3 separate regions of the Homo sapiens genome follow, and all the other regions are linked to region 3. A link is a loop called in an ENCODE intact Hi-C map of the cell type or tissue named here. Cell type or tissue: ascending aorta. All regions are shown on one strand.

Region 1 (2,500 bases), 1.2 Mb after region 3:
AACCCACCTCTCTCTATCTTGCTTCTCCAATCCCTCACTGTGTTTCTGGGGATCATATCCCCAGTAAACATGTGCATCTAGATTCCTGTTTCAGGAATTGAAACTAAGACAGTGGCCCAGTTCCTGCCTCCTGAGAGTGCCTTGTATGTGGTGGGTTTTCAGCCCCGCCAGATTCCTGCTAAGCGTGGCAGGTATGCATTTCCATGTTGAGCATTGCCCCCTTTCAGCCATTGACCAGGAAGATTTTGGCTCTGGCAGAAATAATTATAGAGTTTTTCAGGTTGGAAGAATCTCATCTCCAGGAGGACCCCTGCAGTAGTCCAGCAAGGATAAGAAACAAAGAATGAAGATGGGTGCATGCTTGTGGTCTCAACTGGGGAGGCTGAGGTGGGAGGATCACTTGAGCCAGGGAGTTTGAGGCTGCAGCGAGCTAAGATGACACCACTGCTCTCCAGCTTGGGTGACAGAGACCCCATCTCAAATAAATAAGAAACAGTGAATGGAATTAAAACAGTGAACGTTCACTAAAAACAATGCCAAATTGAAGCAAGCTTGGAGTTTTCTTGTTGAGCACATGGGCTCCTGAGCAGGTGCAGCCTCAGCTACTCCTCATTACCTTTCACCGGGCAAGCCATGCCAATAAGATCTCACTTTCACAGGGCATGTCTGGATTGACTTACTGTCTAAATTTCTCTTAGAGCTGCAGCAGGAGAGTCCTCTGCAGCATAGGAAGGTAGCATCAGAACTCCCTGGGGTAGGATCAGGTTCCTGGATGCTGCATTCCTATCAGTTCTCCGGAGTTCCAGCAGACAGCAGATTCGACTTGCAACCAAGCAGACACATGAAAGTAAATGTGCACTCCTAACATTTTGTAACCTGCCTCCCACAAAACAGAAGGCAGTCTTCCCTTTGCCTTATTCCCAGCCTTGCTCTTGACATTTTTACAGCCGACTTTGCATTTCTGACACCTCCCACTTGAATTGGCTCCTGGTCTCTCCTGGCTTGAGAATCCTAGTCACGTGACCCATCCCAGTGCACGCTCTCGGCTCTCTTTACGGCCAGGCCACACACCTCCTCGTCTTGACATTTAGGGCTTGTCATTTCTTTTCCTCTTCTGCTCCAATAAATCAGGACCAGTCAACATTCACTGCCCCCTGGGTGGTGTTTAGGGAAGCTGATACTGGGCTGAGGAGGCTTTTCTGTGTGCACGGGGGTTGAAAGCAAGCATTGCCTTTCTGCTTCCAATCTGTGGCTTTGCGACAGTGAGAATGAAACCCTGGGCAGGAGCCCAAGCTCCATGTCCAGGCGTCTTGTCTGACTTGTACAAAGCTGAGTGCTCAAACCAGACAAAGCAACAATGGCCTGCTCCTGGGTGCTGCCTTGTTTATGGCTCAGACCTGTGCCGCTGCTTTAGCTCATTCACCTCAGAAGGTCTGGTGTGGAATGGAATGATCAGCAGCCCGAGAACACAGAGGCTGTGCCAGTTCTGGCCCTCCCTGCCTCCCATACCACATCCTGGAACGTGGGTTTAATCCAGCCTAGAAGCAAAGGGGAAGCAAACCTCTTGAGGAGTGCCTAGTGGCGGGTGCTAAGCGATGCCCTTCAAGGGCATGAATGTATGGGAGGATAAAGTCATCAGAAAGAGAGAAAGCAGAAAGCAAGGGAAGATAGGAAATGGGAGAGAGCAAAATGAGAAAAGAGGAAAATGAATACACAAAGTGATCAGTAGGCAGAGGAGTAGCTGGCTGCCACTTACAACTCTTTGAGTGGCACTGATGCCATTTGTTATCCATCCCTGTTTCAAAGTGGGGTCAGGAGCTAGTGGATGCATGTGCTCTCTCCAGAGAAGACACACAGCTCAGATTTTCAAACCATGTTGCCCCCCATGGTTCCCTATATTAGAATTCAGCACAACTCTACTTGCTCAACTGTGAGAGGTCTTAACCAAACGGTTTGAAGCTGCTTTATAACAAATAAATAACCTGTGCAAATGTAAGATGATATATTTTTCCTCCTGTTCACCACAAGACTTGAATACACATTATCAGCACAATCCCCAAAGGTAATTTTAAGATGCAGGTTTAGAAGATTCTTTTCAAGAGACCATGACAGGTAGGCTGAGCATAATGTCTGGCACATAGTAGGTGCTCAATAAATGTCTGAAATTGAGTTAGTGAATGATTGAATATGAGAGACAGATCAAGAAGAATATTTTAACAAGAAGATACTTCAGTATTTAACACTGATACTTTTCAGAACATCTGATTGTTTTTGTTCTGGGCCTCACGGTTTTAAGGATGAGTGAACTTTCCAAGTGCACACTCACTGGCTGGCCTGTGATCACACACACATGCGCCAGGGTGCTAAGTGCAAGGAAGATTTGGACAATGCACAGTAATGGTGGAGGTTGAACCTGGCCAGGAGATTCTGGAGAGGTCTCTAGAAAAGCAGGTTCCAAAGCTGCTGAGGTCTCACCAAGCAGACCAGGCCCTGGAAGACA
Region 2 (2,500 bases), 410 kb after region 3:
TGCTGAGAAGTCCAGAAATAAACCAGAAATACCTTTAACCTCCAATACAAGGTCCAACTTGATTTCTACCTAGCACCTCAGGAGCAAAGCAAATTAACTGAGGGTCTCGGCGGGCCATAATTTCAATATTTGAGCAACGGCAACATGGAACAAGAACCTACAATGGTGGGCAAGTTTTCCGGATGTCAGGCCATGAAGTGCTTGGACTCACAATTCCTAAGTGTGTTCTTGAAGAAAAACCAGGTCTGAGCCCTGGTAGGAGCACACAAATGAGGGTGAGTATGATGATGGGCTGGTGAAGCTCTTCCTGTCTTGGGCTATCAGATCAGGTGAAGGGAAGGTAGGGGAAGAAAGAGAGTGTGTGCCAGCGATATTAGGAGACAGGGATGTAGTTTCTTGTTCTTTGTTGTTGTTACTTAAATATTAAAATTATGGCCTTCTGAGACTCTCAATTAGTTTGCTTTGCCACTTCGGTGCTAGGTAGAAACCAAGACTATTTCTCTGAGATGGACTGATTCATTATTGGATGAATGAATGAAGCAAGCGATCAATCATGCAAACATGCACTGAGTGCTGATGATGTGTAAAGAAAGATGCTGTGGAGATATTTTCACCTAGCTGAGGAATAGTTCTCTCTTGTTATATGCTGATTTAAGGGGAAAAGTTACTTTTATAGGAGGATCCCCAAAGAAACCAAGATATTTTAAGAGACTCATTAAGTTGGTGCAGGAAGTCTTACATGAAAAAAATATATATATTAAAAAAAGATTAATTAAGTAATTATGCCCAGATGAAATGCCTGGATTTGAATCCTGCTTCTGTAACTTACTTAATCGCCTATGTTTCTGTTTTCTAATTTGTAAAATGGGAAGAATATTGGTACCTATCTCATTGGGCCATTGTGAGAATTAAATTGTTACTATATTAAAATGCTGATTCATTAAGTCATTATGTGTGCCAAGCACTGTGCTGGAAGCTGGGAATACAACAGAGTAAGACCCAGACTCTGCCATGAGGGAGCTTACTGTCTACCACAGGAAGGGAAACAGGGAACTCCATCCAACCTAATGATAATCCAGAATGAGCACCTCACCCAGCACTGAGCGTTCAAGGATGTTTGCCCTGAGTCACAGAACAAGTAGGAGTTGCTAGATTTGGCACAGAGGGGAGGGGCAGAATTCTATGATCTAAACAAGCCCTCGAGGAAGCTCTGTCATTCCAGTGGCCTCCTGAGATCAAACCCTATTTTAGAAACTGAACCTAGTGTTAGGCCATGAAGATTAATTCACACTGGTCAGCAGGGGCAGGTGCTGTTACTCAAGAGAGCTTTGAGGTTTAACCTTGTGCCATAGGCTGAGTTTGTGCTGGCCAGAGCTGTTCTTGGGAGAGTGGAATTTAATTGGTGCTTATTTGTGATGGCCTTATAAAGCATGACTCCTGGGCCTACTAAAGTGGAAACCATTCTAACTCCTAAATGACTGGCAAACACAAGCCTGAATCACACCCCAGATTGCTTTGGCTAATGGAGATGCCTGGCAAGTACAATGTGTTTGGGGCTTTTTTCCAGTATCAAATGGTGGATAAAATGGGACAGTTGCCCACTGAAAATCAGACCTAGATGCATGGGAACAGGAATAACTGTTTCTTGTGTCAACAAGAAGGCTTTTTTTTTGTGTGTGTGGAACTAAAGAAATGCAGCTCACTTACTGGTCTGGCCAAACTTCAAAAATTCATGTTTTTTTTTTTTTTTTCCTCCTCCCAGGAACATTTTGTTCCTGCTGGTGGTTAAAAGGTGGCAGCTTTCATATAGAAGTACAGCAGGAAGTATTTAAGTTAGATAAAAGGAAGGACTATGTGACAGAATGATTGAGTGCAGGACTGGGTTCCCAGGGGGATTACAAAATCTGATTTTTATTCATGGACTTTCCTACTAAATAACTGAAATAATAAGGGTGGCAAGACGTAAGCTTATATCACCATTTTTTAAAGGTCTGTGCTTTGGGATTCAGAGGAAGCGGGAGGGAGTGCCTTGTGAACAAGAGGACCTGAGGTGACTTCAAAGGCTGAGCTGGCCTTGGGATTGAGGTCGGGCTTGGAAAGAAGAGTGGGAGGGTGGTGTGGAGCAAGGTGGAACAAAGGAACGGGAAGGACAGAGCAGGTCGGGTGATCTGGAATGTGGCCCCTCTGAAGAGGGCTGCGGCGGGATAGTATTAGCAGGCTATGTCAGGGCTGGATTATGGAGAGCCTGGAAAGCTTGCCCAGAGAATTTAGATTTTACTCAACAAGCAACGAGATGCCATTTTTCCAGGCTTTTGAGCAGGAACAGGAAATGATAGAAACTGTGCTTCAGGGATCATGGGCTTTTAGCGACTGAAGGGGATTTATTGTCGTGTGGTTCATTGTTGCTCAAACTCTACTGGCATCAGAATCATTTGGAGGGGGAAGTCCTTGTGAAAATTCAGATTCTCATTTGTAAGTCCTGGGTGGGTGGGGCTGGGAA
Region 3 (2,500 bases):
TGCCTCAGCCTCCCAAAGTCTGGGATTACAGGTGTGAGCCACCATGCCCAGCCAGCGTACATATTTTTTAAATGTTTTCTGTGACATGGGAGCCTTTGTAAGGAAATGAGGACCCAAAGAAACAGGTGAGCTTGTGTATTTTTCTGTTTTGGTTTAATGAAGAGTGAACAGTTGTGCAAAAGTATTGGACAAAGCGGATGATCTAATGGTAAACTGGGGGGAACTTAGCAAGGCCTGTTTGTTCAGATTCTTCTCTGTGTTTCTGTGTCTTCAGAGATGAGGATATTTATTTTCCCTGGGTATATGGAGGGTACCTCTCGAATGAGAGTAATTTCTTTCTTTCTTTCTTTGAGACAGGGTCTCACTGTGTTGCCCAGGCTGAAGTGAAGTGCTGTGATCATAATTCCCCGTAGTCTCAAACTCCTATGCTCAAGAGATCCTCCCAACTCAGCCTCCCAAAGTGTTATGATTACAGGCGCCAGCCACTGTGCTGAGCCTACACCACACCTATTGAAACAGAATATTCAGCATTTAATATTTCGGGTTTTTTGTTTGTTTTTTGAGGGAGAGTCTCACTCTGTCACCCAGGCTGGAGTGCAGTGGTGCAATCTTGGCTCACTACAACCTCTGCCTCCTGGGTTTGAGCGATTCTCCCGCCTCAGTCTCCTGAGTAGCTGGGATTACAGGTGCCCACCACCACGCCTGGCTAATTTTTGTATTTTTAGTAGACACGGTTTCGCCGTGTTGCCCAGGCTGGTCTTGAACTCCTGGCCTCAAGTGATCTGCCCGCCTCAGCCTCCCAAAGTGCTGGGATTACAGGCATGAGCCACCGTGCCCAGCCAGAATATCCAGCATTTTAAAAACCCTTCTGGGATTTCAGCTCCCTGCTGGGGATTGAGGAACCACTATTGTAGCAGGAAGCATGGGAAGGAAATGAGCTCATGAGATAAAGGAAAACAGCTCAGGCAGCTGGCTTGTGGTTACTGCCCTCTTGCTAAAGCAACATATAAAGCGCCAGAGTGGAAAGGAATCTAATGCGCCTGTCCAGTGCTCAGCACCCTTGACTTCCGTCCCTCTTAACCACAGTGCGTGAAGGCCCTGCAGTTCCCCAGGTATGGCTTGGCCTCGTTTTCCACATTGTATGTTAATGCAATAATTTTGTTTTGTTTTTTTTTTTTTTGAGACGGAATCTCGCTGTGTCGCCCAGGCTGGAGTGCAGTGGCGTGATCTGGGCTCACTGCAAGCTCCCCCTCCCAGGTTCACGCCATTCTCCTGCCTCAGCCTCCTGAGTAGCTGGGACTACAGGCGCCTGCCACCACGCCCGGCTAATTTTTTGTATTTTTAGTGGAGACGGGGTTTTACCATGTTAGCCAGGATGGTCTTGATATCCTGACCTCATGTTCCTTGCCCTCAGCCTCCCAAAGTGCTGGGATTACAGGTGTGAGCCACTGCGCCCAGCCAACGCAATAATATTTTAATGCAGCCTAAACTGACATTTGCTTCTTTTGGGTAATATCAGACAGGAGACTTGTCTTGAATTTCTGCCAGCTAAAACTTGTCTTCATGCTTGCTGCTGAAACCAGGTCTGCCCCATCCACACACTGGTGCAGTTGGATTTTGGACTCACACGCAGGAACTTACACTGTGATACCTTTTTCTCACTTTGCATACCAGATGTCTCAGCATCCGATGTGTACTTTAGACATGTTCCTTCCTAATTCCTTTTTCTTTTCTTTTTTTTTTTTTTCATTCTATTTTAGCTCGGCTAAAACAAATAAAAGATAAGCGTCTGCATCAATTTGGCAGACTTACAAGAAAAAAAGGCATTCTTTCCATTTTGGAAGAAGGCATGTGGAATTAGTACTATGCAGTGGTGGTATTTTGAAATCTGGGTTCTAATAAAAGCCCAACCACTTGCTGTGAGAACTCCAGCATCTTAACCTCTCTAAGCCTCAGTATCTCCATCTAGAAAACAGAAACTCATACTTACCTCATCGGCTGATTTGGTAAGTAGAGGCTATCATAGGAGTGCCTTTACCATGAGAAATTCTTACAATACTGGTCTCTACTCTGAATCAGTGCAAAATACAGGATGCCTGTTCACATTCTCTGACTTGCAAAATACAGGATGCCTGTTCACATTCTCTGACTTTTGTGTAGCCTTGGGAAACTGCATCATGAATATGTTTTAGGGGTCAGGCGCAGTGGCTCACGCCTGTAATCCCAGCACTTTGGGAGGCCGAGGCAGGCGGATCACAAGATCAGGAGATTGAGACTATCCTGGCTAACACGGTGAAACCCTGTCTCTACTAAAAATACAAAAAATTAGCCGGGCATGGTGGTGGGTGCCTGTAGTCCCAGCTACTCGGGAGGCTGAGGCAGGAGAATGGTGTGAACCCGGGAGGCGGAGCTTACAGTGAGCCAAGATCGTGCCATTGCACTCCAGCCTGGGCGACAGAGTGAGACTCCGTCTCAAAAAAAAAAAAAAAAAAAAAAGAAT

Evidence for each region. Hi-C counts contacts between places; a loop is a spot of excess contacts. Peaks named below come from ENCODE experiments on the same cell type or tissue, not always from the same donor. Only the 100,000 strongest peaks of a DNase experiment are listed, where the experiment ranks them.
Region 1: it touches region 3 in a loop (2.9-fold over the local background); 2 of 110 quality-filtered maps call a loop at or near these places.
Region 2: a loop joins it to region 3, with 7 times the contacts of the local background. A loop is called at or near these places in 4 of 110 quality-filtered maps.

The regions. Positions count from the first base shown.
Region 1 is chr13:44,154,637-44,157,136 of GRCh38, reverse strand. The region is part of intron 2 of SMIM2 (small integral membrane protein 2); the gene reads left to right. All of the region lies in intron 1 of SMIM2-IT1 (SMIM2 intronic transcript 1), which reads left to right. Among named protein-coding and RNA genes, the nearest start is that of SMIM2-IT1, 2.3 kb to the left of the region's middle. In ascending aorta, no CTCF peak of the experiment used is centred here; DNase peaks (open chromatin) are centred at 1,016 and 1,286; H3K4me3 peaks cover 811 bases; H3K27ac peaks cover 1,453 bases.
Region 2 is chr13:44,921,282-44,923,781 of GRCh38, reverse strand. LOC107984619 (a long non-coding RNA gene) reads left to right here. Exons shown (of 2, transcript XR_001749860.1): 1 at 1-275. Among named protein-coding and RNA genes, the nearest start is that of TRE-TTC2-1, 4.5 kb to the right of the region's middle. In ascending aorta, no CTCF peak of the experiment used is centred here; DNase peaks (open chromatin) are centred at 1,261 and 2,052; H3K27ac peaks cover 2,500 bases.
Region 3 is chr13:45,328,352-45,330,851 of GRCh38, reverse strand. No RefSeq gene overlaps it. Among named protein-coding and RNA genes, the nearest start is that of SNORA31B, 6.8 kb to the left of the region's middle. RefSeq lists an enhancer at 200-700. In ascending aorta, a CTCF peak has its summit at 992; DNase peaks (open chromatin) are centred at 951 and 1,358; H3K4me3 peaks cover 1,745 bases; H3K27ac peaks cover 2,500 bases.